Regions from separate parts of the Homo sapiens genome. Here region 2 is linked to region 1. Evidence: chromatin loops called from intact Hi-C (ENCODE). Cell type or tissue: heart right ventricle. All regions are shown on one strand. Each heading gives the region's core, and the rest is flanking DNA. Links, peaks and the distances in the headings are about the cores only. Region 1 overlaps CPPED1 (calcineurin like phosphoesterase domain containing 1). Region 2 overlaps CPPED1 (calcineurin like phosphoesterase domain containing 1).

The links. Peaks named below come from ENCODE experiments on the same cell type or tissue, not always from the same donor. Only the 100,000 strongest peaks of a DNase experiment are listed, where the experiment ranks them.
Region 2: a loop joins it to region 1, with 3 times the contacts of the local background. A loop is called at or near these places in 6 of 110 quality-filtered maps.

What each region holds. Positions count from the first base shown.
Region 1 is chr16:12,726,535-12,743,033 of GRCh38, forward strand. The region is part of intron 2 of CPPED1 (calcineurin like phosphoesterase domain containing 1); the gene reads right to left. Among named protein-coding and RNA genes, the nearest start is that of MIR4718, 14 kb to the left of the region's middle. In heart right ventricle, for the core only: no CTCF peak of the experiment used is centred there; no DNase peak of the experiment used is centred there.
Region 2 is chr16:12,785,772-12,802,270 of GRCh38, forward strand. All of the region lies in intron 1 of CPPED1 (calcineurin like phosphoesterase domain containing 1), which reads right to left. Among named protein-coding and RNA genes, the nearest start is that of CPPED1, 9.9 kb to the right of the region's middle. RefSeq lists an enhancer at 16,296-16,375. In heart right ventricle, for the core only: no CTCF peak of the experiment used is centred there; a DNase peak (open chromatin) is centred at 9,140; H3K27ac peaks cover 1,303 bases.

The DNA of each region.
Region 1 (16,499 bases), core at 4,661-12,660:
GTTTCACCCTGTTGGGCAGGCTGGTCTTGAACTCCTGACCTCAAGTGATCTGCCCACCTCGGCCTCTCAAAGTGCTAGGATTACAGGCGTAAGCCACTGCACCAGGCCTACAAAAAATTTAAAAATTAGCCAGGTGTGGTGGGGCATGCCTGTGGTTCCAGCTACTCGGGAGGCTGAGGTGGGAGGATGGCTTGAACGCAGGATGTTGAGGCTGCAGTTAGCTGTGTTGGCACCACTGTACTCCAGCCTGGGTGACAGAGCAAGACCCTGTCTCAAAATAAATAAATAAATAAATAAAATAAAAATAAAGCAGCAATAGTGTACTTTATCTTCAAAGAATAGAGGAAAAAAATGGTGTTAGTGTACGGGGCTAGGTGCCTGGGAGAGGGTGGTGAATGGGATGCTCACCATGCCTGTGAAGCTCAGAATGTGCACATGAGGCTTATGCCAGAGCTGTCAGGGGAAGGACGCTGCCCCTCATTTCTAAGGACCATCCTCACAGCACCTGTCAAGGAACCGTTGACTAAGTGATGATGAAGAGCAAATAACTCTCGCAGGCTTTAGACCATATACAACTGGAGCCCTGCGTTGGCCACATTCAGTTCAGTAGAGTACAACCAAATGTGTGTCCAGTATAGAGGGGTTTTAGACACTGTTGGAATGTCTCCAGTTTAATTATCCAGATAGGCATTCTGGCTGGTGGCAACAGGCATTCTGGCTGGTGGCGACAGGGAAAACAGTAACACTCAATGATCAAATCCCAGAGGTTATCAAGGAGGTCCCTAGAACTGTAGGGGAGAGTCTGGATATCAAAGCCTTTTGTTTCTTTGTTTGTTGAGATACAATCTTGCTCTGCTGCCCAGGCTGGAGTGCAGTGGCATGACCATAATTCACTACAGACTCGACCTCCTGGGATCAAGCCATCCTCCCACCTCAGCCTCTCGAGTAGCTGAGACCACAGGCGTATACCACCACATCTGGCTAATTGTTAAAAGTTTTGTAGAGATGGGGTCTATGTTGCTCAGGTTGGTCTTGAACTCCTGGGCTTGAGTGATCCTCACACTTTGGCCTCCCAAAGTGTAGGGATTACAGGCATGAACCACCATGCCTGACCGAAAGCCATCTGAATTCAAACATTTTAATCTGATGGAGTAATGTTAATTCCTCAAATAATGACAAGGCTATACAACTTCTGAATCCATCATAACCCTGCACTAAAGAACATTACAACACGGACTTATGAACACACAGTTCGTAAATTATCCCCCCTTGCAGCAGCCAGTAGTATTAAAAAGCAAAGACACCAGAATTATAACATACTATTATTCTCCTACAGTCATCTTCACCTTACAAATGTATGGTATGCAAAAATTTGTTCATAAACTGGCTGCCTGGAATGCAACTATGTTTTGTCATAGAGATCACGTTATAACTGATGGTGAGATCTCAGGCTAACTCATACAAACTGAATTAATTCACAATGCAGATGAATACACTAATTCAACTTCATTTACAATCACGCTTCCTTCCCTTGCTGCATGGTTTACTTTCCCAGCGAAATATTTGCAATTTCTGTTATTATTGCTGGATTTTGTGTCTTTTTCCGCTTTTCAAAATTGCTCTTATCAGCAAGTATAAAAACCTAACTGCTATTTATACCCACAGGTGTAATAGCAATGATCATAAGGGAATTCAGTGTAAGAGAGGGGAGAAATGTATTACGTACAGTAATAAGCATATTAAATGCCTTTGATTAGAGGGTCCGTAGAGGTATAATTATGTGATTATCTATACTGAGAAATACTATTTGTTATATTAATAGAAATAAAATATACTGAATTCGTAGATTTAGGATAACATATCCCTGATACATAAAAAAGCAAAAGAGATGAAGAAAGGATTACAGGTTGCTTATAATCTTGAGATCCCCCGAGAAAGATTGAGAGGAGCCAATTACAATTTGGGTGTGACCAAGTGAAGCAAAACATTTCCTGAGCTGCCCAGAAAGTCACTCTACAGAATAAATCATGAATATACTAGCGATCACTCATGAAACTCTTACCACATGGCAGGCACTGAGCACTTTACTTGCATGATTGCAACCTTCCTAGCCTGTTACTCTACAACAAGATGCTACATTCCTGGCTGACCAGGTGGCTGGGGCCTCTCCTTGTGCTAATACTATTTTAATGAGTACAACGACATCAAATGAAGTGAGCTATAACCAGGGAGGAGCAGTGAGGCCTGGCCAGTTCTGTGAGGCAAGAGGGTTCTGTGAGGCGAGAGGCAAGGCCCAGGAGTTCGAGCCCAGCTTGGGCAACATACGGAGACCCTGTCTCTTCAAAAAGTGTTCAAAGAATTGAAGCAGAGGACAAACGGTGAGCTCACTGGGGCGGGACCTGGATAGTAAGTGAATGGGACCCCCTGTCTGTGAGCTTAGGAGCATCTTGGCACTAAGTATACTTGTTCTCTGCTGGTGAGGTCACCATCACTGGAAACATGGGTGTCTGTGAGTCCTCCTTGCAATTTCTGATCTGCCTGTCACCATCTCTGTGCTGGAGGAAGCCCCAGAGGGAGCCCTGGGGTGAGAGGTGTGGAGAGTCCAGCATATATCATTAGTTCTTTGGGAAAACCTGATCTGACATCCAACTCAGGTCTCTAGAAGTTCAGCTGTGCCTCCTAGCCCTGGCATACCCTAACCAAAATAGTGAAGATGGCTCCAAGGGCCAGGGGAATACCTGGGACCCAGGGATATTATTAATATTACAAGGTTAATTTGGGGACATTACAAGGTTTAAGGTTAAGACGTTTTTATTTGCCTGGACTTGAAGAACGTGATCAGCTTAAATGTCCATATAATTGTATACAAAGATTTTTGCAAACTCAAGAAAAAAACATTTAAGAGAAAGCATCCCACAGACTGTACCTTCAGTTTGAACTGTTTATTAATCATTCTATCTAATAAAGATGTGGAATCAGAATCGTGTTGTCATCTTGTTGGCAATGCAGACTGCAGAAAACGACGTCTGGAGTACTGGTGAGAGGCGGAGGCATTAAAATTTTGTTTTTATAAAGCCACTGAGCAGAAATGACTCAGAGGAAACACAAGGGTATTCTGTCTGGGGAGACTGAGAGAGCTAAAAAGCCATCTTAAAGTCATAATAAAGGTTTCCAGTTAAATATAGTAGATTGAAAACACATTCAGCTTTGTTCCTTCCACAAATCCCACTGTAAAGGCAGGAAACTCTCAAGGACAAACAGGAGAGAACAGCCACAGAATTTGGAAACTGGAAAGTACATGGACAAGTAGCAATGGGCTTAGCTGAGTTATTATTGCTTCTTTTGAGATGGGAGTCTCACTCTGTTGCCGAGGCTGGAGTACAGCGGCGTGACCACAGCTCACTGCAACCTCAACCTCCTGGGCTCAAGTTATCCTCCCAGCTCAGCCTCCCAAGGTTCTGGGACTATAGACACATGCCACCATGCCTGGCTGATTTTCAAATTTTGTGTAGAGATGGGGCCTTGCTATGTTGCCCAGGCTGGTTTCAAACTCTTGGCCTGAAGCAATCCTCTTGCCTTAGCCTCCCGAGTTGCTGGGATTACACGTGTGAGCCACCACGGCCAGCTAATTTTTTTTAAAATTTTTTTGGAGAGAAAGGGTCTTCCTATGTTGCCCTGGCTAGTCTTGAACTATGAGCCTCAAGCAATCCTCCCACCTTGGCCTCCCAAAGTGTTCGGATTACAGGTGTAAGCCACTGTGCCAAGCTGCAGCTGACTTAGTTTAAGTTAAATATTCAGCTGGCAGCGAGAAAAGTCAAGAATCAACTGGCTTTGGAAAACTCTCAGGCAGTATTTGCCAAAGACAAACCCACATCTTCCCGATGACCCAGTAATTCCACTCCTTGGAATATACCCAGAGAAATGAGGGTGTTGGTCTATTAAAAGATAGGAACCAGAATGCTCTTGGCAGCTTTATTCACAATAGCCCCCAAGTAGAAATAACCTAGAGATCCATTAGCAGTGGAGTGGGTAAATAATTTGTGATCTGTTCATTAGATGGTATACTACATGGCTATAACACAGAACCAATTGCTGCTACATGTAATAACACAGATGAATCTCAGACATCACATACAGCGAAAGAAGCCAGAAGACACAAGAGTCAATACCGCATGATTTCATTTTTATGAAGCTCAAGAACAAGCAAACCCAACTAGTCCTGGTGACAGAACGTTGACTGACAGAGAAGGCGCACGAGGGAGCCTTCTGGAGTCTGGCAAATGTTCCACATCTCAACTCGAGTGGTGGGGAAAGGATGAGTTCACATGCTCCAGCTCTTTACTTCACATTACCCGCATTTTAGTTCCTGAGAAACCTCAATTTTTAGCTATCCTTGGGTATAGGAATAAAAAGAGAGCTAAAACAGAAAGATGGCTTGAAACTGCATGAAGCTTGACCACTGTCCTTCTCACCCTGGCAGAAGATGGGACTTTTAGTCTTTATAAAGAGTAAACAAAGGTCCCAGCACTTTGGAAGGCCAAGGTGGGAGGATCACTTGAGCCCAGGAGTTCGAGACCAGCCTGGGCAACATATGGAGACCCTGTCTCTTCAAAAAAAAAAATTTTTTTTTTTTTTTTGAGGCAGAGTCTTGCTCTGTCTCCCAGGCTGGAGTGCAGTGGCGCGATCTCGGCTCACTGCAAGCTCCACCCCCCGGGTTCATGCCATTCCCCTGCCTCAGCCTCCCGAGTAGCTGGGACCACAGGCACCCGCCACCACGCCTGGCTGATTTTTTGTATTGTTAGTAGAGACGGGGTTTCACTGCATTAGAAAAATTTTTTTTAATTAAAAAAAAAAAAGAGTAAACAAAGAAGTTCTGAGAGGCAGCAGAGACTGCTGGGGCATGGGTCCCCCGGGGAAAACAAGGGGATAAAGATGAAAGTTTTACCCTGGATTTCAGGATGGAGTCTTTTCCTTCCATTTGGCTCCTAGAACACTTAGAGCGAAAGAAGCCAGGCAGAGCCCTCCAACAGGAGTGGTCTCTGGGGAATCTGAGAGCCAAAAAGAAACAACCAAAAGCCACCGATAATACGGAAATGGGGAGCCTTCATCACGCGATGGTGAAGGCCGTGGGCGAGAAGGCCTCCCTCCCCCGCATTTGTCAGTTTTTCTGTGCTGTACTCTTTTTCATTCTTTTTTTTTTTTAAATTGCACTTTTAAATGGAAGCAGGCAGCCAAGGACCATTAGATGTATGAGCAATGTGTCTAATATGAAAAAAAAGAACAAAACAACCCCAATGGTAAGAAACAGAGGCGATATGGGGAGGAGGAAAAAAAAAACCATTAGCAGGCTGGGTGTGGTGGCTCACGCTTGTAATACTAGCACTTTGGGAGGCCAAGGTGGGTGGATCACCTGAGGTCAGGTGTTGGAGACCAGCCTGGCCAAAAGGGCAAAACCCGGTCTCTACTAAAAATACAAAAAGTAGCTGGGCGTAGTGGCACACGCCTGTAATCCCAGCTACTCAGGAGGCTGGGGCAGTAGAATCGCCTGGGGGGCAGAGGTTGCAGTGAGCCGAAATCGCACTCCAGCCTGGATGACAAACGTGAAACCCGTCAAAAAAAAAAAATCATTAGCATTCTCAGACAGAGAAGATACTGCATTAATCAACCAATTACAGGATGCTATTTTGAAAAGGAATAATGAAAAAAAAAAAAGCTCTTGAAAATTAAAACTATGGTAGCAAAAATGAAAAGCTCGGTAGAAGGCTTAGAAGATAAGGTGAGGAATCATCTCAAAAAGTAGAGTGAGCAAGGAAGTGAAAAAAAAAAAAGGAAATAATATTTGAGGACCAGAACAAGAGGTCCAATATTTGTAGACTATGAGTACCACAGTATAGGGGAGCTCCCCTGCCCACACACAACACACACACACACAAACACACAAACACACACACACACAGATGGAGAGAGAGAGAGAGAGAGAGAGACAGAGAGAGAGGATGAAATAATTCAAAAGGACTTCCGAGAACAAAAGGGCATGAGTTTAAACGGACTCATACCAAAGTCCCTCACAGTATTATTGTAGAACCCTGGATGCAAAGAGAAGATCCTATGTGTTTCTGGTTTCATATAAAAGATCAACAATCAAAATAAAATTGAACTTCTTAAAATCCATACTGAAAGAACAAAGGCAAGGAGACAAAGCCTTCAAAATTCTGAGAGAAAAATAACTCCTCACCTATCATTCTATACCCAGCCAAACTATCAAACTATCACTTTAATGTGAGGGTGGAATGAAGACATTTTTGGTGCAATTTCTTCTCCAGAAGCTACTGGACAATAGGATCCATCTAAAAAGGAGGCAAAGGTAGATCCAACATGAGAGAGAAGCACAGATGGTTCCTAGACTAGACACAGAAATCCTAAGATCACAGCTGTTAGCAGGCCTACAGAGCAAGCAATCAGGAAATAGCTCCAGGAGAAATTTCACCAAAAAGCTGAGATTGGTTATTATTTTAAATTTATTGACGGGAAATTGGTAAGCTCAGACTTTTGGAAGAAGAGTCTGAGGTTGAATTAGCACTCTTCAAAAACTTAAAGCAATTTTAAAACCACAACAAATAAAGCATGCAGGAAAAATAACCATGCCTACAATGTGGCTCTGTTGTGAATGATGTTTAAAATAACATATGTACAGGCAAGATATTATAAATACTAAATGCTGATACGACCCGAATTAGGAATTTTTTTTTTTTTTTTTTGAGACAGAGTCTTGTACTGTCACCCAGGCTGGAATGCAGTGGCACAATCTCGGCTCACTGCAACCTCTGCCTCCCAGATTCGAGAGATTCTCATGCCTCAGTCTCCTGAGTAGTTAGGATTACAGGCGCCCGCCACCACATTCGGCTAATTTTTGTATTTTTAGTAGAGACAGGGTTTCAGCATGTTGGCCAGGCTGGTCTTGAACTTGTGACCTCAGGTGATCCGCCCGCCTTGGCCTCCCAAAGTGCTGGGATTACAGGTGTGAGGCACTGCATGCAGCCAACCAAATTAGGATTTAACGACACTGGAAAGACACGGGGAAGAAATGTGGGAGTGGGATGGAGAGAAGGACAGAGCTAAATCCTCATTCTCCAGGACACAAATTCAATACATAACAGTAAGTAAGATCTAGAAACATCAACACAAGCATGTTGTTTAGAACAATGGAAGTGAATATCCACAAAATTAGCTCAACTCACGAGGGTGGCTGCCTCTAGAAGTGAGCAACAGGCCAATGAGGAGTTGTGCACTGCTGCTTTGTAAAACTTGCTGGGTACAGCTACTTGACTTCTTAATCTGCATGCATTTATAACGTGAATAAAGACAGAAAACAAAATGAAAAAAAAACTAAATCATAACCTCGTTTTTGCTTCCTATAAAACAGCAATTCCATAACCTGTAGAAAGCATTACACAATTAATTGCTTCTAGTTGGCAATAATTACAGGACAATAATTTGTCTTTGTCTCTGTTTTCAAATTACACGTTTTTTTTTTTTTTTTTTTTTTTTTTTTTTGAGACGAGTCATGCTCTGTCACCCAGGCTGGAGTGCAGTGGCACGATCTCGGGTCACTGCAACCTCTGCTTCCCGGGTTCAAGCGATTCTCCTGCCTCCGCCTTCCAAGTTGCTGGGATTACAAGCATGCACCACCATGCCCAGCTAATTTTTGTATATTTAGTAGAAACGGGGCTTTGCGATGTTGGCCAGCCTGATCTCGAACTCCTGGCCTCAAGTGATCTGCCCACCTCGGCCTCCTGAAGTGCTGGAATTACAGGCATGAGTCACTGCACCTGGCCACACAATAATTTTTTTTTTTTGTTTTTGAGACGGAGTCTCGCTCTTGTCGCCCAGGCTGGAGTGCAGTGGTGCTATCTCAGCTCACTGCAAGCTCCGCCTCCTGGGTTCACACCATTCTCCTGCCTCAGCCTCCCAAGTAGCTGGGACTACGGGCGCCAGCCACTGTCCCCGGCTAATTTTCTGGATTTTTAGTAGAGACGGGGTTTCACCGTGTTAGCCAGGATGGTCTTGATCTCCTGACCTCATGATCCGCCCACGTCGGCCTCCCAAAGTGCTGGGAATAATTTTTTAACTAGCAAATAATTTTCCTCTTCCCCAAAGGTATTTAAATGTCTGGCCTCAGGATGTGGTTCCACTCCCCTATGAGTCTACAGGGTTCCCATGGCATCACTCATCAGAGAGATGAGTCCTCTCATGGTCTCCCCACAGGAACACAGGACACCATGAATCAGGACTTGCACCCCACAAAAATCACAATCCAAGTGCAAGCCTCGAGGAACACAGGGATGAACCTGGGTCAGGTGGTAAAGGGATCCTGTCTTACCTAGCACTCCCCAGCTCTCCCATGCCCATCACCAGACTGCAGAGACCAGGCAAGGCAGGGAGGCTCAAGACAGATCTTGGGTCAAAGCCAGGGCAATAGGGTGAACCCCACCAACAGGCAGAGAAGCAGCCGGGAGTACTATCTGGAGGGTCACCAGCAGCAGAGAGCTAGGGAAGGCTTGTGTTGCCACTGTCCCAAGTGCACGGATGTCCAGGTGATATCGGGTACAAATTCCCTTTTATGGACCTGAAAATCTGCTCCCAACATACTCCATGGACCAATGATTATTTTTGCCTTTCTCTTGGGAAAAGAGAATGGGATGAGTAGACTATGACAATAAAGTATTTTGCACCAAGATCCAATGGCCCCTTCCCCAAAAATATATATATTTTTTTTAGATGGAGTCTTGCTCTGTTGCCCAGGCTAGAGCACAGTGGCATGATCTCGGCTCACTGCAAACTCCACCTCCTGGGTTCAACTGATTCTCCCGCCTTAGCGTTCCGCCTCAGCCTCCTGAGTAGATGGGATTACAGGCGCACATTACCGTCCCTGGCTAATTTTTGTATTTTTATTACAGGCGAGGTTTCACCATGTTGGCCAGGCTGGCCTCAAACTCTTGACCTCAAGTGATCAGCCCACCTTGCATCCCAAAGTGCTGGGATTACAGGCACGAGCCACCGTGCCTGGCACCCTAAAGATAAATTACACTTAGTGTAACAATATGTATAACTATACCACCTGCTTCATAGGATTGTTATGAAGATTCAGTAAGTTCGTCTCTGCAAAGAGCTTAGAACAATGCCTGGAACACAGCAAGCCCTATATAAATGTTAGTTATTACAAATAAAATAAATCAGGGGAAGAGAACATGACTTGTTTGCAAAGGTGCCGTGAGAAGTCTCTCTCTGTCCAGACATTATGCTCACATGCTGTTTAAATGTTTTGCATGAGACTAAAAAGAGGCCTGCATCCCCAGTGCCCCAGTAAGGAAAGAAAGTTATATTTAAACTGCCCCTAATGGTGGAAGAGGGTTACACCTGGAGACCATTATGGGCCGTCACTTTAGTCCAGTGCATAAAGGGATCAGGTCACCTCCCACCTAGGAAGCAAGATCCCCTGGGCCCTGGAGCCTGACGGAGCTTGGTGCCTGGCACTTCTGTATTCTGTTCTGACTTTGTAAGGGTGAGCAGGGCATGGGGCAGTCCTTATATCTAGGGAAGCTTGGGCCTTCAGAGGAGCCCCAAACTCAGAAGTGGGCTGTAGACTGTGTAGATCATATGCAAGTATTACTAAACTCCATCAGCAGATGAAGAAAAGGTTAAACACCTTTGGATTTTTTTTTTTTTTTTGAGATGGAGTCTCACTCTGATGCCCAGGCTGGAGTGCAATGGCATGATCTTGGCTCACTGCAACCTCCACCTCCCAGGTTCGAGTGATTCTCATACCTCCCGGGTAGCTAAGATTACAGGCACATACCACCATGCCTGGCTAATTTTTGTATTTTTAGTAGAGACAGGTTTTGCCATGTTGGCTAGGCTGGTCTCAAGCTCCTGGCCTCATGTGATCTACCTGCCTCGGCCTCCCAAAGGGCTGGGATTATAGGTGTGAGCCACCGCACCTGGCCTGGATTTTGGCTTTCATTGTCTGGAAACTTCTAGCTGTTGTGTTGAAGGGAATCAAAGTAAATTCTAGCCCATAGAAGTGAATACAAAGAAAAGGGAGGAGGAGAGACTTAGATTCAGTATTCTTCCATTTGCTTAACCATTATTTACAGAATGCTAGGCAATCTAAACACTAAGATTCTAGGCACTAAGAATACAACAAAAGTGTCTGCCTTCATGGAGCTTATGTTTTAATGGAGAAAGATGGATGATCAGTGCAGCTAATAGGTAAAGCAGGCAGTATATTAGATGGTGCTAAGTGTTACGGAGGGAAACCAAGTGGGAAGGCAGTGGGGAGGGGAAGAGCTGCAACTCTAAAATCAGAGATCATCAGATGGGTGCGGTGGCTCACCCCTGTAATCCCAGCACCTTGGGAGGCCCAGGTGGGTGGATCACTTGAGGTCAGGAGTTTCAGACCAGCCTGGCTAACATGGTAAAACCCTGTCTCTACTAAAAATACAAAAATTAGCTGGGTGCGATGGCGCACACCTGCAGTCCCAGCTACTCAGGAGGCTGAGGCAGGAGAATCTCTTGAACCCGGGAGGTGGAGGTTGCAGTGAGCTGAGATTGTGCCATTGCACTCCAGTCTGGGCGAGAGAGTGAGACCATGTCTCAAAAAAATAATAATAATAATAATAAAAAAAATCAGAGATCATTTCAATGAAAAGGTAACATTTGAGCAACAACTTGAAGGTGTAGGGCAACAAAGATCTGAAGGACAAGCAGGCAGTCCAAATTCATGGGAAGAAGGAGAAGAAGGGAGAGCAGGCAGAGGGAACAGTGTGTAGGAAGAGGGAACAGAATGTGAAAAGGACACAGAGGAACCAAAAAGCACCCCTTACAGGTGGGGCCCAGAGTGACAGGAGATACAGCAGGCAGGGCCAGATCAGGCAGAGCCTTGTGGTTCCCATGCAGGGACCTGTCTGGATTCTCAGAGCAACCGGCAGCCCCTGGAGGGTTTTAAGCAGGCAAGGGCATACTCAGGGCTGAGCGTTTGAATAACCTCTCTGGCTACAATGCTTTTATTGGCCACAATATTTTGGAAGACTGAAGTTAACACATGGTCTGAGCAGCTTACTCTTGCCCCCCTGAAGAATTCTAGGAACTGTGTGAGGCTGCAGTGGTCAGAGGGGCTGCTGAGCCATGAGAAGAAAAGGGACACTGGAGCTGCGCAGCAAAAGGGCTCTGAGGTCGCCAGAGTGGCTGCCAGATAAGGAACAGTGGGAGGGAGCGGCTGGAGGGAACATTTGAGCAATTTTCTCTCTCTCTTCTTGGTCTTCTTGGCATTCATCTTCCCTGTGTCAGGGGACCCCTGCCTGCAAAACCGAGGAATCCGGTCATTTTTTAAAGTATAAAAATTGCCAGCATCCTGTTCTACCAGGACAAAGTCATCATGGAAATGATAATGACTGACGCCTTCCTGGGGATAAGTGGTTAACACGGTACCCGACGCAGGTAGAGGGCCTGTTGGCAGATGCGTCGTGGCTTGGATTATTCTTTCTTTAGAAAATGTTAAGAATTCATGTATCCGGGAGATAATCCGAATGTGCATCACGAGAAGAGCAGCCCAGTAAAGGATTGTTGTGTTCTTAATGAAAGGACATTACGCAGCCGTTCACAATGATGCTTGTAATAATAAGGAGGTTGTTGATATTATATGAAAAATTGCAGCACACAAAACCGCAAATAATGTAGGAACTCAGCTATGCAAAAAAAATTTTTAAAAATTAGGAAGGAAATATGCCAACAATGTTAATAGTTATTACCTCTGGGTGGTACAGAATTACGAGTGATTTTCCTCTCTTCTTCCAAAATGTCTTTTGATTGCATATCTATTACTTTTATAATCACACACACACACTCGCGCACACACACACACCTGCTTATTATTAAAAAAAATGTTGCAGAGATGAAATGTCTCTGAATATTTTAGTTCACAAATGTGTAACTGTAAGCTGTGGACATGAATACAGATGACCACTGATTCATTTATTCAGAAGCAAGAATGCTGAGATTTTTCAGGAATAAGAAAGTAAAAGCAAAATCTCCTAGCAAAGTGCCTTACCTACTTAAACAGGAAAAAAATTATTCAAATTATTTAGAGAGTTTATGGGTATGGACTAACCTCTGGGTAATTTAGTAGCCTACCATACAAGGTCCTGCTAAAAATTATAACCCTACTCATAAAACGAATGTCATCTAGTTAGGCCCCAAATATAAAATCACCCCAAATTACAGATTCAATATATTTTGTTCAGTTGCAATATTATTAGCAAACTGTTTTGCCAAAACATGTTTAATGTAGCAGCTAAACCCTGGCAGGCTAATGATCATTACCTCCTGGTAGAGAAAAGTTAAATGAAGGAGTTTTCCTACTCTGATCCCAGGATCAGCAGTGCTTGCTCAGGGAGGTTAGCACCACACGGTGAAGGGTGAGTGGGTTTGGGAGGGAGGCGGCTTTCGCATTGAGTCTTGGGTCTGCTGCTTACCGAGCTGTGTAACCTTAAGTAAGGTATTGATTCTTCCTGAGATTGTTTCTAATCCCAAAATAAAAATAGTAGCGCCTCACTGGACAGAATGGTCATGAGAATAAGAAAGTGTGCATGTAGAATAAGTAGTAGAGAGACTGGCTTGCCCTGGACACTAAATGAATGGATAAATGAATGGACAAACAGTCCAAGCAAGTGAGTTTTTTCTACCTGTCCATTAATACCAAAGTGCTGGCCAGGCACAGTGGCTCACGCCTGTAATCACAGCACTTTGGGAGGCTGAGGCGGGTGGATCACCTGAGGTCAGGAGTTCAAGACCAGGTTGGCCAACATGGTGAAACTCTGTCTCTACTAAAAATACAAAATATTAGTTGGGCATGGTGGCAGGCGCCTGTAATCCCAGCTACTCAGGAGGCTGAGGCAGGAGAATCACTTGAACCTGGGAGGCGGAGGTTACAGTGAGCCAAGATCACACCATTGCCCTCCAGTCTGGACAACAAGAGCAAAACTCCATTTCAAAAAAAAAAGTGCTTGTTCGAGTAAACACTGGGGCTGCAAGAGTGGGGCAGATTGCTACGAGTAGGCTAACCTCTCTCTCATTTCCTCCTTTTTCTCCCATTTTTGCCTCTAGTATAGAGGATGCCAAAGCAACAACATGGTTCGCAGCCTCCTCTCTAGTTAGAGGTGGCCAAGTGGCAAGGAGACATGAGGAGAAATTGGCTGGGGGATTCCAGGGAAACTTTTGGTTTCTTGATAAAAGGGTTAGGTGTCAGTGGTACTGCCTCCCTTCCTGCCTTCTTCTCTTAAACAGTGAGGTGATGGCTGGGCTACAGCAGCCATTTTGCAACCATGAGGAAAATAACAAGAAATTGGCAGAGACACTGGTCATGACAGTGTAAACCAAATAAGTCAATGGTCGGAGCTGCCTAGCCTTGTTATTATGTGGAAAGAAAGACGAAAGAAAGAAAAGAAAAGAAAAGAAAAGAAAAGGAAGGAGAAAAGAAAAAAAGAAAGGAAAGAAAGGAAAGGAAGGAAAGGAAGGAAAGGAAAGAAAGGAAAGAAAGAGCGAGCCAGCCCTGCTTTATTTAAGATACTTTTTAGGCCGGGCGCAGTGGCTCATGGCTGTAATCCCAGCATTTTGGGAGGCTGAGGTGGGCGGGTACCTGAGGTCAGGAGTTCAACACCAGCCTGGCCAACATGGTGAAACCCCATCTCTACAAAAATACAAAAATTAGCCGGGCATGACGGCAGGCACCTGTAGTCCCAGCTACTCAGGAGGCTGAGGTGGGAGAATCTCTTGAACCTGGGAGGCAGAGGTTGCAGTGAGCAGAGATTGCACCACTGCACACCAACCTGGGCAACAGAACGAGACTCTGCCTCAAAAAAAAAAAAAAAAGCTACTTTTTAAAAACCCGTAGCCAAAAGTATTCCTAGTGCATACCAATCATGACTAATTAGGTCTGGTCCTTGCACTCATGGAGTTTACCGTCTACTGGGGATGAGGACAATAGAAGGGCCTCACAGCTAAATGTCAAATTAGAATATATTATTAGCGTTACAAAGAAGGGAGTGCTTGGCCCACTCCTTTATATAGCAGGGGTTTTCAGCCAGCTGCAGGGGCAAGGGCAGCTTTCCTCAGTGGGTGATGAGAATGCTGGGGGAGCAGGGGTGAAGGAGAGAATCCCTAGCAGAGTGAACAGCAGGTGCAAGGCCCTGTGGCAGGAAAGGAGAGCACAGAGTGTGAGAATCTGTCAGAAGGTTAGAAAGCCCCTGGTCCGGGAGGGTGCTGCTGGGCTGCTGCACCATGTCCCCTACTGCTTTCAGCTCCCAATACTGGGTGGCTTGTTACCTGCAGGCAAACACTCTCCTAAGTGATCCACCAGCTTTCCCGGCTGATCACAAGAGAAAAGGATGAGTCCACAACTATTTAACAGGCTTAGCAAGTCATTTAATCCACATCTCTAAGGAGCCAGCATTGCACTAGATAACAGTGCCCTTTCTAAAACAGGAAAACTGCCCGACATAGCAATATAATGGGGCCCAATTATGACAAAATATCATAGTAACTCCAGGCCAACTAGGATAGTACTTAAAATATAGTGGGCAGGACGGCAGAGAGAGTAAATCATCAGAAAGAATGGTTCTGCCTCATAAATGGCACCAGAGACACTCAGAATGGTTTCACATCAGACTTTTAAAAATCAGCAGAAAAAAATAAATCCTCCTCTGGCTGCCCTTTTTTTTTTTTTTTTTGTAGAATAAATGAACCGAGACAGACTTGTTTATCGAGAGCTGAGGAGGCTCACATGTGAGTGGAGAGAGATGTCAGAGTCATTAGCGGTGATAAAGGGACGCCATTCACTGTGGGTATGATTTAAGGCAGGAAGCTCAACCAAGAGCAGTTTTTGCAATGGGCCTGATGATTTGCTTTCCCCCAGTGGGGAAGGAATTAGATGGACACCATTAATCTGTTCACACAGGCCATCAGAGAAAAATCATGGTTGAAGAGTAGGTTGGGTACATGAATTTCTATGGGACAGAAGCCCCTTTATGGACAAATGAGACATCTGTTAGGGTTTGATGAGATGGCTCACAGTTAACTGCGCTACACTTTGCACTTTCCAGTATATGATGGTAATCACCATAGTCTATGTGCGTGCCTCTCTCCTCTCAAAGACAACAGTATTTAAAACACTGCAAAACTGACCTGGCGTGGTGGTTCACGCCCGTAATCCCAGTTCTTTGGGAGGCCGAGGCAGGTGGATCACTTGAGGTCAGGAGTTCGAAACCAGGAGTTCGAAACCAGCATCGCCAACATGGTGAAATCCTGTCTCTACTAAAAATACAAAAAATTAGCAGGGCTTCGTGGCACATGACTGTAATCCCAATGACTTGGGAGGATGAGGCGGGACAATCGCTTGAACCTGGGAGGGGGAGGTCACAGTGAGTCGAGATCAGACCACTGCACTCCAGCCTAGGTGACAGAACAAGGCTCCGTTTCAGAAAATAAAATAAAATAAATAAATAAATAAAATACTGCAAAAATAGATATATTCTTACAAATACATGAATAGAGAAATATGTGGAAATGACCATGATACTCAGAGAAACGGCATTTTACATAACTACAGACCTGTCTTTAACACACTGTAATCACATAACCAATAATAAGCTATTACCTAAAGAAACACTCTACAAGTAAAAGCAACTGGTTGCATAGCGTGACATGTTAGAAATCACACAGGCAGGTATGAGGAGCCCGTGAAATAACTGTGGGATTTTAAACTATCGGACAAGATGAGGAAGGTAGAAAATTCCTAACTAAACATATTAAAGGAATTACAAATGTTCCAAGATGATAAAAAGATAATGATTGCCAACCTTAAATAGATATGGGAAAATTTATTTCACTCATTGCAAAAACATAAAATCTATCTGCTCAAAAGAGTTACCGCTGAATGCCTGCCACCTTCCTCCAAACCACCGTGGAGCTTTCACTGTTCCTTTCCTATGGTGATCAATGACCATTTATTGGGTGATACAGGATATGCACCCTGCACTGAAAAATCAGGGGTAGTAGATGGATGTTCAGATGAAGACATGAATGTTCAAGGGTAGTTCAGAACATTGCCCAATAGCTGCTTCTCAGTTATTTTATTATCAGTGGGGAAACGACAGTTGTTGGGGATCCCAAAGATCACCCCCAGATTGAACTGTTTGTTAGGAGGACTCACAGGACCCCGCATATTGTCATACTCCTGGCTGTGATTTATCTCAGCAAAAGGACAAAAAACGAGATCAGCAAAGGGACTGGAGGCGTGGGACGAATACACAGGGAACCAGGCACCAGTTTCCTCTCCCAGTGCAGTCACACAGGATGTGCTAACTCCTCCAGCAATAAGCTGTGACAACATGTGTGGCATTTTGTCTATGGGTCATGAGTGACCCAGCACCCAGGGCTGTTGTTGA
Region 2 (16,499 bases), core at 5,096-13,095, 60 kb after region 1:
TCACCAAAGCCCAGAGTTACCCCCAGGGTACAGTCCCCAGGCACAGTCCAGCTTTTCTGGAAACCCTCTGGAAGCACTCTTTTAGCAACTTGAGCCATGGAAGTATGGATAAACTGAGGTCCACTCCTGAAGCACTCTGAGTATGACAGTATTTGTCATTACTGGAAAAAAAAAAAAAACCAAAAGACACTCAGGGGTCCAGTTTTTTCCCCCTACCTTTCCTAGCTTAAATATGAGATTACTCGGTCAAACAGTACATGCCTGACAATGCTAATTAACGAGGAGAACTAGCCTGGCAATGAGCCTGATGAAGAGGGACAAGGTGAGGGTTACCTGACAGCAGAAAGCAGCAGGTTGCTCATGGCACAGAGATGGCAGGGCTGGGCCACAGCCTTATTCCTCCAGGTGTGACATCAGCGTCGCCTGGGAGCACATTCACAATGCAGAATCTCTGGCCCCAGCCCAGATCCACTGGGTGAGGATCTGCATTTTACTGAACCCCGGGGTGACCTATGCGCACATCCAAATTTGGGAAGCACCAGCCTACATACAACTAACCAAGGAACTCGAGTGGCCTGCAACTTACATGGGTTGGAGGAGAAACAGAAGCACAGTGACTTTCGTTTCCTTAAACTAACACTTCAGAGGGGCTTTGTTCAGGTTGTTAGTGGTGGTATATTTTTTATTTTGTTTTGGTTTGGTTTTGCATACTTCTCTGGTCATTGTTAGGTCTCTGCCTATGTACAGGTCATGGATTTGGCCCTAAATATTTCTTATTTCTCTGTATTATTCATTACTATCTAGTCATCACCCTTTACATTGCCTTGCAAAACTAAGTGTCAAGATTCTTTGAAAAGTAAGAAGTTGGGTTGGGCATGGTGGCTCACACCTGTAATCCCAGCACTTTGGGAGGCCGAGGCGGGTGGATCACGAGGTCAAAAGATCAAGACCATCCTGGCCAACATGGTGAAACCTCGTCTCTACTAAAAACACAAAAATTAGTCAGGCATGGTGGCATGCGCCTGTAGTCCCAGCTACTCAGGAGGCCGGAGAATCTCTTGAACTGGGAGGTGGAGGTTGCAGTGAGCCGAGATCGTGCCACTGCACTCCAGCCTGGGTGACAGAGAGAGACTCCATCTCAAAAGTAAGAAGTTAATCAGGGAATCCATTACTAATTAGTATGTTCTAATTTATTACTACATGACTTCATGGAAAAAGCACCCATTACCAAGTATGAGTATATAGCACACATGTATGTGTACACCCATACGTACACACACACATACATACACGTTTTCCAGTGCACAACAGAGAAGTCTGTATTTTTCTTCCCAAATTGACTTAAAAAAATTAACCCAGTCAGGGGCCCTAACTGATGACTATGATGAAAACCAAGGTCAAATTTTGAGACAAATATGTGTGGAAGGAATAAAAGAAAAAAGAATTGATTAAGATCTCATTTCTGACCCAGATGATATCAAAACAAGACTATAAACTTTGGAAACAACTCATACAAAGCTCTGGATAATGCCTATAGGGTATTTAGTGTTCATACGTGGTAAAAACATACATTTATTTAATTAAAACACCTATATCTGTTATGAATAAGAATATCCAGAATGAATTTTTCTTTCTTTTTTTTTTTTTTTTTTGAGATGGAGTCTCACTCTGTCACTCAGACTGCAGTGCGGTGGCGTGGTCTCAGCTCACTGCAACCTCTGCGTCTCGGTTCAAGTGATTCTCCCACCTTAGCCTCCTGAGCAGCTGGGATTATACAGGCATGTGCCACCACACCTGGCTCATTTTTGTATTTTTAGTAGAGATGGGGTTTCACTATGTTGGCCAGGCTGGTTTTGAACTCCTGACCTCGTGATCTGCCCGTCTCAGCCTCCCAAAGTGCTGAGATTACAGGCATGAGCCACCACACCTGGCCAGCGAATTTAACTTTTTCAACGTTAATTTTTTGACAGATTCATAGAGAAGTTAATTTAGCTGTCTACTGCTGTGTAACAAACTACCACAAATGTATCAGCTTCAAACAACCCACATTTATTATCTTATAGCCTCTGTGGGAGTCTGGCATGGTTTAGCTGGTCCTCTGCAAGGTCTCTCACAAGCTGCAACAGAAGTGTTGGTCAATGCTGAGGTCTCATCTGAAGACTCACATGGGGCAGGATCCGTTTCCAAGCTCACTTACATAGTGGTTAGTAGGATTCAGCTCCTTGTAGGTTGTAGGACTGATGGCTTCAGTTCCTCACTGGCTGCTGCCTGGAGGATGCCTTCAGTTCCTTGCCATATGGGCCTCTCCAATATGGCAGCTTGCAATATGGAGACTTGCCTCATCGAACCACACAAGGCAGAGGGTCTGCTAGCAAATGGAAGCTACAATCTTATATAACATCATGATGGAATTAACACCCCATCACTTTTGCTGTGTTCTGCTCATTACAATCAAGTTACCAGGGCAGCCCACCTTAAGGGCAGGGGATCACACAAAGCATGAACACCTGGAGGTGAAATCACTGGGCTCAGCTGAGAGTCAGCCATGGATGGTAATATAAACCTGAGGGCTAGTCTCACATACTTAACTTATCTCAGTTAATGTCACATTTGTACCTGACCTTCCAGTACTGCACTCAATAAGGCCATTTATTGTAGCTCATCCTGGTGAGATCAGAAGGCTTAACTCACAGAAGCCCGCCTTTTCCTACCTAAGTACTAGAAATTGTCAGTGCTGGAAGGACTCTCAGAGTTACTGTAACCAGCCTTTCATTAAACCAAGGGGGAGATGCTGAGGTCTGGGTAGTGAGGGGGAAGGGAGATGGGGCTTAGGCATGCCTCAAGTTCAAGGTCACACAATAAAGACCCAGCAACTTCTACCCAAGAGCTATTCAGAACCTCAGTGCTGCTGGGCTGGATGGCCTGGAGTGGTGAGAGCCATGATGAAGACAGAACATGCTCTGGGCTTCCCTCAAGTTATCCACCTCAATACTGACATCTTCTCTCCAAAAAGTTTCCTTCAAATGGAACGTCTTGATAAATGGGCTGTACACAAAGACAATGATGGCAAGACCCAGAGCTTTTCCCTGGTCGGCCGTGATGTTCAGGGTCCCTGCCAATAGCACAGGGTTGATTTGAGGCACAGGCGGGGACCCAGACATCTGTCTCCTGTGAGTGCTCAGTGGTGATCTCTTCCAGAGATTACAAACTCGACGTCTGTGGATGAGGTCTGCTTAGCAGATGTGTGCTGTTGGGCCCAGGCAGCGTTTATAAACTTCTGAATTTGTTGCCAACCTTTTTAATTCATGAGTTTCATAAATATACCTGGCTTTCTGGATTCTCTTGGAAAATCTGGCCACATCAGACCCAAATGAAGCATGCTAGTGACTCTCTGGGTCTGTACAGTGGTTGTGCCTTCACATGGGGTTTGTGCTCTCAAATTTGCCACAGTCCCCACCTGGCCCAATTTACCACCTGGCTGCTGTTGGCATCTGCAATGACAAACCCTTATCTATGGTAATCTTTCCATTTTGCTTAGAGGTGAGGAAGAGGAGACCCAGCAAAGGAAAATACATTGACTGAAATCTACAAAGGCTAAGGGGCAAACCAGGCCCCCACCTTTGCAAATTCTGCCACAGACATCACTCGCCCACATTTCAGGACAGCTGAAATTACTATAGAGAAGACATATCCAAGCCAGGAATGCCTAGGTCTAGCCAAACAACAAGCCAGGAAAAAAGAAAAATAAGCTAATGAGTTACCATAATTTTTTTTAATGGGGTCTCACTCTGTCACCCAGGTTGGAGTGCAGTGGCATGACCTTGGTTCACTGCAACTTCCACTTCCCGGGCTCAAGTGATCCTCCCACGTCAGCCTCTGGAGTCGACGGGAGCACAGGTGCGCGACACCATGCCTGGTTAATTTTTTGTATTTTTGGTAGAGACGGGGTTTTACCATGTTGCCCAGGCTGGTCTAGAACTCCTGAGCTCGAGTGATCAGCTCACCTTGACCTCCCAAGGTGCTAGGATTACAGCCATGAGCCACTGCATCCAGCCTGGTTGCCATAATTTTCTAAATCGAATTATAAAATTAACTTTGAAACACTTTTAAATGAAAAATTGACCTTAGAAATCAGAGTCACCTGTTGTATAGAGAATAACAAGATCTGGCCACTTCCACATTTCGGCTAACTTATAAAAGACTGTCACAGAAACCATATTTCAAAACTGAGGGATAAATACACAGTGAATTTTGGGTAATATCAAGCTAAGGACAGAAAGGCCTGTAGGTTTTCTTTAAACATTATCAGGTGCAAAGCAATTGCACTCAGAGAAGAATCTTAAAAACCTGGAAGAATTCACGCAATGCTTTACCATTAATCTTTCCTATGAGCCTCTGTTTATGTGCCAATATCCTGCCTGAAAGACAGATATTCAAATTGCAATTGCTCTTTACCGCTGAACTTTTAAAATCACAAACTAAATGTTTTCTTGGATTTGTCTCTGCTAATACATTTCCTCTCTCATTTTTATTATCCCTTTTAGGCATATTTGTCAATGTTAATGAAAGCTGACTTTTTAATATATACCAAGAATTAGAAATTTTATTGATTTTTTCACTATTACCAGTTAAGCAATGACTAACTATAATGAAGGTGCCCCCAAAAGCAAATGAATCACTGTTTTCATCACTCAACTAGGAAAAGGCCTGGGGGCCAGCCACGTTATTAAGTAATACCTAACATTATAATAATTTCTGCTCTCATGATGTGCTAAACCTGTTACTTGTATGCAACCTCAAATAATTCACGGTAGAATACAATGATAAATAGCTTTCTTAACTTGATTTTCATAAGAAAAGTCACATTGGCCGGTCGCGGTGGCTCACGCCTGTAATCCTAGCACTTTGGGAGGCCGAGTGGCGGGGCGGGGGTTGGATCATGAGGTCAAGAGATCGAGACCATCCTGGCCAACATGGTGAAACCCCATCTCTACTAAAAATATAAAAATTAGCCAGGCATGGTGGCATGCACCTGTAGTCCCAGCAACTCGGGAGGCTGAGGCAGGAGAATTGCTTGAACCTTGGAGGCGGAGGCTGCAGATCACACCACTGCACTCCAGCCTGGTGATAGAGCAAGACTCTATCTCAAAAAAAAAAAAAAAAAAAAAAGAGTAGAACATAGTATTAGTATGTCTGTTTTTCTGGACATGTCCAAGCTCCCAGCTTGTCCCATCAGGATCTTAAATTCAACACTTCCACAGGCAAATCCATCATCTTTTTTTTTTTTTTAATTTTACTTTAAGTTCTGGGATACATGTGCAGAACACGCAGGTTTGTTACATAGGTATACATGTGCCATGGTGGTCTGCTGCCCCATCAACCCGTCCTCTAGGTTTTAAGCCCCGCATGCATTAGGTATTTGTCCTAATGCTCTCCCTCCCCTTGCCCCCGACCTCCCAACAGGCCCTGGTGTGTGATGTTCCCCTCCCTGTGTCCAAGTGTTCTCATTGTTCAACTCCTGCTTATGAGTGAGAACATGCGGTGTTTGGTTTTCTGTTCCTGTGTTAGTTTGCTGAGAATGATGGCTTCTAGCTTCATCTGTGTCCCTGCAAAGGACATGAGCTCATTCTTTTCTATGGCTGCACATCTTTCTTTAAGACTGGCTCCCTCCCTAGATCTTGCTAATTTTGCCACCATCATCCCTAGTCCCCCAGTCTACAGATCTTAAGATCATGTGTCATCCTGTGCATGTAGACAGCCAAGTTGCATCATTCCACGTCTACAACATCCCTGCAGCAGCCCCACCTTACCGTTCCCATCACCAACTACTCTTGGGCCAGGTATTCATGGTTCCCACCTGGGAGAAGGAGGCTGGCAGGATGGCTCCCTGCAGCTCTCCCTACTCCAGTCCATCTCAGGCAGTTGCTGCCATTATGTCTCTTCCCAACCCCTTAACCAGATCATCAAATTCCTGGCTACAGAGCCACCATCCTGAAAGCTCCAGGGCAGGCCCACGTTTGCATTCCCTTTCTGGCATATCAGCAGCTTTTATTATTGAGTCTGGCACGTGGCAGGCATCAGTCAATATTTGGTGAAGAAATGGATGAAGACATCAATGGATCCCCACTCATCCACTCATTCTAGCACTTGGGCCTAAAGGGGCCCAAAGTTCTTCCAGCGGTATCTTTTTTTTTTTTTGAGATGGAGTCTTGATCTGTCCCCCAGGCTGAAATGCAGTGGCACGATCTTGGCTCAAAGCAACCTCCGTCCCCCAGGTTCAAGCAATTCTCCTGCCTCAGCCTCCTGAACAACTGAGATTACAGGAGTGCGCCACCACACCCAGCTAATGTTTTGTATTTTTAGTAGAGATGAGGTTTCACCATGTTGGCCAGACTGGTCTCAAACTCCTGACTTCAAGTGATCCACTTGCCTCAGCCTCCCAAAGTGCTGGGATTACAGGCCTGAACCGCTATGCCTGGCCTCTTCCAGCTGTATCTCACTGGTCCTGATGGACCAGTGGCTGTAGTCCCATCAGACCAGGGATGATTCTGACACATAACAATGTCTACAGACATTTTGAGGTATCACACTGGGAAGTGGGTGGTGCTGCTGGAATCCAGTGGATAAAGGCTGGAGATGCTGCTAAACATCTCATAATGCACAGGACAGGAACCCACAACAAAATCCAGCCCATAAACATCAACAATGCTGGGGGGTTGAAAAACCCTGTTTAAGACATACCACAGGAATCCCCCCAGATAGACCACTATCTGCTTCTCCAACACACCCTATACTTCCTGATATGGTTTGGCTGTGTCCCCACCCAAATCTCATCTTGAATTGTAGCTCCCATAATTCCCACATGTCATGGGAAGGACCTGGTGGGAGGTAACTGAATCATGGGGGCTGGTCTTTCCCATGCTGTTCGCATGATAGTGAATAAGTCTCACGAGATCTGATGGTTTTATAAAGCGCAGTTCCCCTGCACACGCTCTCTTGCCTGCCACCATGTAAGACATGCCTTTGCTCTTCCTTTGTCTTCCCCCATGATTGTGAGGCCTCCCCAGCCATGTGAAGTGTCAGTCCATTAAACCTCTTTCCTTTATAAATTACCCAGTCTTGGGTCTGTCTTTATTAGCAGCATGAGAACGGATTAGTACACTTCCCCTCCTCTTTCTGGTATACGCTCTCCATTCCACCAACTCTTCCTGCTGAAATCCCTTCTACCCTTCCCTGCCAGCTCAAATGCTCCCTGCCCTGTAGGCAGATGCAGCTTGGCCTCCTTCACTCATTCAAGCAGGTATGTTCTGAGCACCTGCTCTATGGCACTGGCTGTCAGTGGTTGGACATTCAACAGTGAGCAATGCTGATGGATCCTGTTCCTTAAAACCTTACACGATAGCGGGGGAGATGCACAACAAACAAGCAAATAACTAAGTTAGTTACACAAGTCAATTACACACTTCGCTCTTTACAACTGCAGGGTCATCAGGCTGATTGCAAGACAGAGTGGCCAGTGGGTGGGGCTGTGGAGACGCGCTCCAGGGAGGGGGCACTGCAAGTACCCAGACCCTAAGTCACCAGAAGGCTGGAGCGGGAGGCGGGGATAGACCATGCTGACAACAGACTTTGGGCCTCTATCTCCTGAAACCCTTAACTGAGTTCCAGTGGAGCTCAGACTGAGGCCTGAGTGCCCAAGTTCAACTCCCATTTCTACCCTTTACCAGCTACGTGACATGATGCAAGTTCCTGAACCTCTCTGGGACTCAGTCTCCTTATCTGCACAGTAGGAATAACAGCTCCTACCTCAAAAGGGTTGTTGAGAAGAATTAATGACTTAAAACATGTAAAGCATTTGGACTAGACACAGAGCAAGTGGTCAAAAGTGAGTTACTCGTGCCATGACTACCATTCACAGTAACCCCTACCCTTATCTTAGCAGAGACAGGCTTTTTAAAGACTCACCTATCTCTTGGTTCCCACAGCACATGGTGGGGCTGAGAAAACATCTGATGAGAGACACATATATATTTACATGCTTTGGTCTTAACATCTTTTCCTTTATATACTGTGGATATTGCTTTGGTTATAAAGCAGGAAAGATGGGAAGCTTCACAGCCGCCTGCAGGCTTTCTAGCTAAAGAGCAAATGGCAACAAAATGCAATTTTTGCAGTTTCTCACAATAGCAATCTGCATAGTGAATCACAATCTAAATGTCTCCAGCAATACCCTTCAACTGCTCTGGGGACTAATCTTATTTCAGCAGTTTAAAAAAAAAAATCACACACCAAAGAGTAGCTAAACAATATTTACCACTTTGGGACTCTTTCTGACTTAACAATCGTAATGTCCCCACTGTGAAGCTGCCAGAATGGTATGCAGCAGATAAGAGTGTCCTTCATTAGTGGCTGTTTAGGGGTTGGGGGTCTTTGGGGGCAGTTTCAGCACGGGGTGCAGGGTTTCTTCTTGGATTAAGGAAAATGTTCTAAAATTGATTGTGATGGTTGTACACCTCTGTGAATACACTAAAAGCCACTGAATTGTACACATTTACACTGTTGAATCAGAAAGAAGCCCAAAGTGGTAAATATTATTTAATTAACAATTCACATGGTGAACTGTAGGGTATGCTAACAGTTGTTAAAGGAAAAAAAAAAAATAGTGTCCTTCAGGACCCTGTCCCTCCCCCCACCCCCAAAATAATTAACTGTGACAGCAATATCCTCAAGAGTCTCCAAATGACTTGTCCTAAGTACAGGTTGCATATCTCTTATCTGAAATGCTTGGGACCAGAAGAGTTTCAGATTCCAGACTTTTTTCAGATTTTGGAACATTTGCATATGCAAACTGGTAGTGCATTCCTAATCTGTAAAATCTGAAATCCGAAATGCTTTTGAGCATGACCTTTGATCATCAAGTCAGTGCTCAAAAAGTTTCGGTCGGATCTTAGAGCATTTTGCAATAGGGATGCTCAACCTGTACAAAGGTAAATTTACCCAACCTCTCTTTTCTTGGCCTAAATGCATCCAAAAGGCAGTTTTTGAGACACACAAAAGATTCTGAGTCATGGCTTGGCTGCCACAATGGCCGTCCTTCCAAAATCTTTATCTGCAACTCTTCAGAGAACTAAGAAAGCAGATGGGCTGGGACTTCGTGGCCAGGCGGCTTTTGGCATCACTGGCTTTGGCTGACGCCATTCGAGACAACGGTTAAAGAGGGGAAAAGACATTTCCAGAACCTCTCTCACTTTTCAAGAGCAGAACTCCACTTGGGGTTTGCCTGGTTTTGGTGGATATTTGCTGTTATTTTTTTTCCCATTTCCCTAACAAGACAGCAGGCAGCTGCTGTCCCAGGCAGCACTCTGGGAAGAACTGGTAGAAGGCGCCTTCTCTGGGCAGAAGCAGCTGTGTAGGCACATGGCCAGGCTAACAGAAGCCCCAGATGCAAAGAGAAGGTAACCCTTCCCCCGGGCAGATGTGCTCCATGTGAGGGCACCCACCTGGTAGGCAAAACCTCTGCCTCTAGATGCTCTGGAGTAGTGCACACAGTGCACAGCCACCTGGTGTAGTCATGCAACTTTTTTTTTTTTCAGAGTCTCGCTCTGTGGCCCAGCCTGGAGTACAGTGGCATGATCTTGGCTCACTGCAAACTCCGCCTCCCAGGCGCATGCAGTTCTCCTGCCTCAGCCTCCAGAGTAGCTAGGATTACAGGTGCCAGCCACCATGCTCAGCTAATCATTGTATTTTTAGTACAGATGGGGTTTCACCATGTTGGCCAGGCTGGTCTCAAACTCCTGACCTCAAGCGATCCACTCGCCTCAGCCTCCCAAAGTGTTAGGATTACAGGCGTGAGCCACTGTACCCAGCCAACAACTTCTATTGGTTTGATCAACACCTTGGTCTCAGCTTTGTTTAGTCCGGAGACTCCATGGTACATGAGAGCAGTGGGTTGGACAGATACACCCAGGTGACCCAGGTGGAGTGTATTCATTCATACTCATCCATTTACTCAATATTAAATGGTCACTGAGGCCAGGCGTGGTGGCTTAGGCCTGTAATCCCAGCACTTCAAGAGGCCAAGGTGGGCAGTTCACTTGAGGTCAGGAATTCAAGACCAGCCTGGCCAACATGGTAAAATCCCATCTCTACCAAAACACAAAAATTAGCCAGGTGCAGTGGCATGCACCTGTAGTCCCAGCTACTTGGGAGTCCGAGGCAGGAGAATCACTTGAACCCAGGAAGCAGAGGTTGCAGTGAGCCAAGATCACGCCACTGCACTCTAGCCTGGGCGATAGAGCAAGACTTTGTCTTAAAAAAAAAAAAGCCACTGAGTGTCTACTACTGCTAGACACCATCCTAGGTCTGGGCTTCTTGCTCCTCAAGAATTTATAGTGTACAGGTAGAAAAAGACAGCAAAGTCACAAGAAGAAACATACAACTGGCCAGGCACTGTGGCTCATGCCTGTAATCCCAGCACTTTGGGAGGCTGAGGCAAGTGGATTACCTGAGGTCAGGAGTTCCAGACCAGCCTGGCCAACACGGTGAAACCCCATCTCTACTAAAAAATACAAAAATTAGCCAGGTGTGGTTGTGTGCACCTGAAATCCCAGCTACTTGGGAGTCTGAGGCAGGAGAATCGCTTGAATCCAGGAGGCAAAGCTTGCAGTGAGCCGAGATCATGCCACTGCACTCCAGCCTGGGCGACAGAGTGAGACTCTGTCTCAAAAAAACAACAAAAAAAACTCACAATGAGATACTACTTCACACCGATTTGGATGGTTATAATAAAAAAGAGTGGCAATAAGAAATGTTGGCAAGGATATGGAGAAACTGGAACCCATATACACTGCTGGTGGGAATGTAAAATGGCGCATCTGCTTTGGAAAATAGTTTGGTGGTTCCTCAAAATATTAAACATAGTTACCGTATGACTCAGCAATTCCAATCCTAGGTATCTACCCAAAAGATATGAGAACAAATACCCTTAAGAAGATGTGTCTGTGACTGTTCATAGCAGCTTTATTCCCAATAGACAAGAGGTACCCAGATGCGTGAAATGTCCATCAGTGTCAAAAAAAAAATGTCCAAATGTTTATCAATAGGTGGTCGGATAAACAAAATGGGTTATCTATACAATGGAATATCATTTAGTAAAAAGGAACAAAGTATTGGTTCAAGCTACAAAATAAGTGAGCCTCAGAAACCTTATGCTACCACAAAGAGGCCAGTCACAAAAGACCACATATTTTTCCATTAACATGAAATGTCCGGAAAAGGCCCATCTATGGAGGTAAATTAGCAGTTGCCTGTGCTGGGAGTGGCAACATGAAGAGACTTGCAAGTGGGTATAAAACCACTTTTTTGGGAAGGTAGAGATGTGCTAAAGTTAGATTGTGACTACACCACTCTAAAGTTAATAAAATCCCTTGAGTTGTAAACTTAAAATGCATGTTATGGTACATAAATTATACCTCAAGAAAGTTATTAAAAAAATTTAGGCCAGGTGCGGTGGCTCATGCCTGTAATCCCAGCACTTTTGGAGGCTAAGGCAGGAGGATTGCTCGGGTCCAAGAGTTCAAGACTAACCTGAGTGACACAGCGAAACTGTCTCTACAAAAAATATAAAAATCAGCCAGGCGTGGTAGCACCTTCTCTGTTCCTAGCTACTCAGGAGGTGGAGGTGGGAGGATCGAGCATGGCTTGAGCCCAGGAGGGGGAGGCTGCAGTGGGCGGAGATCATGCCACTGCACTCCAGCATAGGTGACAGAGTAAGACCCTGTCTCCAAAAAAAATTTTAAAGCAGGCAAGGCCCAGTGGCTCACACCTGTAATCCTAGCACAGGGATTTCCAATCTTTTGGCTTTCCTGGGCCACAACGGAAGAACTGTCTTGGGCCACACATGAAATACACTAACATTAATGATAGCTGATGAGCTTGAAAAAAAAATGGCAAAAAATTCCGAACTTTTAAGAAAGTTTAGGAATTTGTGCTGGGACACATTCAAAGCCATCCTGGGCCACATGTGGCCAGCAGACCATGGGTTGGACAAGCTTGTCCTAACAGTTTGGGAGGCTGAGGTGGGAGGATAGCTTCAGTTCAGGAGTTCAAGACCAGCCTGGACAACACAGTAAGACCTTGTCTCTACAAAAAAATACTTAAAAATTAGCCAGGCATGGTGGTGCACGCCTGTAGTCTCAGCTACTCAGGAGGCTGAGGTGGGAGGATCACTTAAGCACCACAGGTTGAGGCTGCAAATCAGCCATGATCACACCACTGTACTCCAGCCTGGGTGACAGAGCAAGACCACCTCAAAAGAAATAAAATACAATAAATAAATAAATAAATTTTTGAAAATGAAAAACCCCGACATTCAAAAATAAAATTAATTGTGTTTTCTGGAAATGTTATAGTGCAAACTTTTTACATATGTGTGCTGGTCACTCTATCCCTTGACTGATGATTACAACAAAGAGTTGAGAAAGTAATCATAAGCCCTATTTACTCACAGGAACTCTCAAATAAGAGGACCTTCAAATATATCTCAAATAAGAGATAACTAGTTTGGCCTAAATGTATGGCACAATTTAAAGCATTTATTTCATCATCATCATCCTGTTAGAATTTTTAAAACCACAATATTTTCAACTTTGTTCAAACTTGGAGATACCTTTCCAGGTCTACTATTTCTAGAAAAGTTCTTAGGTGAGACCTGCAAGAGACAGAGTGAGTTATTTTTTTACTGACACTATTCTCTGCCAAGGGAGAAGTTTTCCAGAGAGTACAAGGAAAGATTCAGGATTAGCAAATTCCATCAGCTTCTTAGGAATGAAATGTCTGGGAAAATAATCTTTTTAAGAATACCACCCATTAGTCCAGTTCTCTGAAGGGAAAATATCAAACTGGAAAAACAGATTCAGACCTAAAAATAATTAAGTCACTTTAAAAGCATATTTTATCTTGATCTCTCTCCCTTTTAGGATTTCTTCAAAACAGAAGCCATAAACTTCTCAAAAGACAATTACTAGAAGAAAGTAGTCCTAATTAGGATATGTGTCAAGAAAACCTAATTATCAATTTGCCTAATTAAAATGAATATCTGAACATGCCTTAGGAATGTGAGCTTTCTCAGGTGAGACATGTACAATTTTTTTTAATCAACATCCGTCAACAGAGCCTAGCACATTATGTTAACAGGGAACGGATGACTGAAACCAAGTGTCACACATACCACTACTGGAAGGAGTTGATGGGAATACTGTTACTCACGTAAATCACCGGTGGGAGGAAATGGGTCTTAAAGCAAAGCGCTCTTTCATTTAATTGGCAGGCTACACTTGGAAAACAAACTGCTCAATGAGCTGATTCTGCAGCAAAGGTGAAGGGTTCAGAGCTGTGATTTTTAGGGACTGTTGCTTGAGTTAATCAAACCCCTTTGATGGTGTGTGTTTTGGCAAGAGAAGGGGAAAAGTCAGTTTTTTTTTTTTTTTTTTTTGAGACACAGTCATCACTCTGTCTCCTAGGCTAGAGTGCAGCGGGCAATCTTGGCTTACTGCAACCTCCGCCTCTCAGGTTCAAGTGATTCTCCTGCCTCAGCCTCCCAAGTAGCTGGGATTACAGGTGCCTGCCACCACACCCGGCTAATTTTTTTAATTTTAGTAGAGATGGGGTTTCGCCATGTTGGCCAGACTGGTCTTAAACTCCTGGCCTCAAGCAATCCACCTGCCTCGGCCTCCCAAAGTGCAGGAATTACAGGCGTAAGCCACTGCTCCCAGCCTCGAAAAGCTAGTTCTTTAACTTTCTCAGTCTGCCCAAGGGGCAAATCTACTGGCTTCCCAAGGAGTCTGGAGAGGCCTCTGATGCCTCTAAGGGCACCTCTCCAAGTTGCCAGCGATGCTAATAGAGTCAGGACCCCGGGGAATTGTCAATGAGTGCAATGGAAGCAGCAATGGTAGGCTAGGGTTCAGCACCTAGTAATGTGAACCCACAAACCTGGGGTTCTCAGCAGAACACTCTGAGGCTGGGCCTCTCTAGGCCCTCCGTTAAATGACCCATCCTGGGTGTGTCTATGGGACTGCATGGCTCACAGAGGAGATCAAGTGCTGGCCCCACTTCTAGATTTACTCGGGGCTAAGAAAAGTTCAGAGTCACTCTCTCCTCCTATCAGCAGGGTAGGTATCTTATAGATTTATCATCAAGTCTCTCTCCAGCATCCCCATTCTTATCCAGGGGAGCTGCTCTCTGATCCTCTGGTCCCAGTGGTGGCCCCCTGGCAGCTGCAATGGCCTAGGAAGCTACTATACCTCAGCACTCCCACCATCTCCACTGAAAGACACCCCGTGCCCAATAGGCACCTCCAGCTACAGCAAATAAACACATTCAAAGTAAACAATGGGGGCCAAGTGCGGTGGCTCATGCCTGTAAATCCCAGCACTTTGGGAGGCCGAGGTGCCTGAGGTCAGGAGTCCCAGACCAGCCTGGCCAACATGGCGAAACCCTGTCTCTACTAAAAACACAAAAATTAGCGGGCATGGTGGTACATGCCTGTAATCCCAGCTACTCGGGAGGCTGAAGCAGGAGAATCGTTTGAACGTGGGAGGTGGAGGTTGCAGTGAGTAGCATCACTGCACTGCAGTCTGGGTGACAGAGCTAGACTCTGTCTCAAAAAAAAAAAAAAAAAAGTAAACCATGGGGGACTACAGAAATGCAGCCTCTGGACAAATCCTTGAGCTCCAGCTTCCAACTGGATTGCATCCCAAGTTGCTCTAAAGTAGAAATGCTTTTGTTGCCATTGCTGCAATCAGACCACTCTTTTCAAAATAAAAATCTGATCATACATCCTTGCTTCCTCACACATCCAGCTTGAAACCTCTTGATGCTATTAGGACACGACAAAAATCCTTAGTTACCACCACCTCCCTCTCCAGCCTCAGCCCACACCATGTCCCAACCTCATCTTTCTGCTCCAGACTCAGAGACTTCCTTCAGCCCTCATCCTTCCCTTTCCCATCCTGCCATGTCCTAGGACTCTCACACTTGCTCTGCCCATGGTCCACATGGTCTTCCCTCCCTTCGTGGCCCAGTTAACTCATACTCCTCTTTTAGCAATCAGACGAAGCAACACTTCCTCAGGGAAACCCTGCGTGAATGACCTCAGAGCCCACCAGTAGCCAAGCATTATTTTTTGTGCCCTAGCTTTGTACCTGGATTATTACAAGCCTCTGAGAGCATGTAACTTGAACCACTCCCCCGCCCCCAACTTCCTATTCTCCACCATACTGGACAGTGCAATAGGAATATAAGAAATATTTATTTCCTTTCGGTTTTTTTGTTTGTTTGTTTTGAGCTGGAGTCTTGCTCTGTTGTCCAGGGTGGAGTGCAGTGGCACATTCTCGGCTCACTGCAACTTCTGCTTCCCAGGCTCAGGCAATTCTCCTGCCATAGCCTCCCAAGTAGCTAGGACTACAGGCATGTGCCACCACACCCAGCTAATTTTGTATTTTTAGTACAGATGGAGTTTCACCATGTTGACCATGCTGGTCTCGAACTCCTGACCTCAGGTGATCCACCCGCCTCAGTCTCCCAAAGTGCTGGGATTACAGGCGTGAGCCACCGCGGCCGGCCCTCAACAAATATATAGGCGTGAGCCACCGCAGCCAGCCCACAACAAATATTTCTTGAACTGAAAAAAAAAATAATACAGCAGAGTAACAGGGAACTCTCATATACTGCTGGTGGGAGTATAAATTGGCACTACCACTTTGGAAGGCAGTTTGACCACATCTAGTAATGCTGGGGATGATTATACCCTATAACCCAGAACATAGCTTGTAGGTATATGCCTCAGAGTAACTCTCCCATGTGTCCACAAAGAGATTTGTACAGAATGTTCATAACAGCACTGTTACCAAGGGCAAAAACCAGAAACAACTAAATGGCCATTGTATTAGTCAGGATCCTTGCAGGAAATAGTTGGCATTCTCAAATTAGGATGATTTTAAAAAGGGTTTAAAAAGGGATTACTTGGTGGGGGTTGGGTGGACGAAACCTACAAGGGAGTGTGGTAACCCAAGGTTAGAAAAGCAGAACCACTGCCACTCCCACGCCTCAAAGGAGGAAATGGTTACTCAAATCCAGAACTAGAGAGAATGAGGAGAAAAGCTGTCCTGAGAAAAGGAGCGACCTTGACCTTCAGGGGTGGGGAGGAAGACAGCCAGGCGAGGCAACCCCACAGAGTAAACTGCAAGAATAAATACAGCTGCCTTTTGCTTCTCTCCCTGCTCTGATTTCTTCTCAGGGCTCCCCACTGGCTGAGCCCAAAGGAAAACCAAAAGGCAAGGAGCCCACCGATGTAGCTCACGGAGGGCAAACCCCTGGGGCATGGTGGGGAAGGGAGAAAGGTTTGGAGAGGCAAAGGGAAGATATTCAGCATATACATCAACAGAATGTATAAGGTATATAATCATCCAATGGAATGTTGCCCAGCAAGAAAAGAGCAAAAT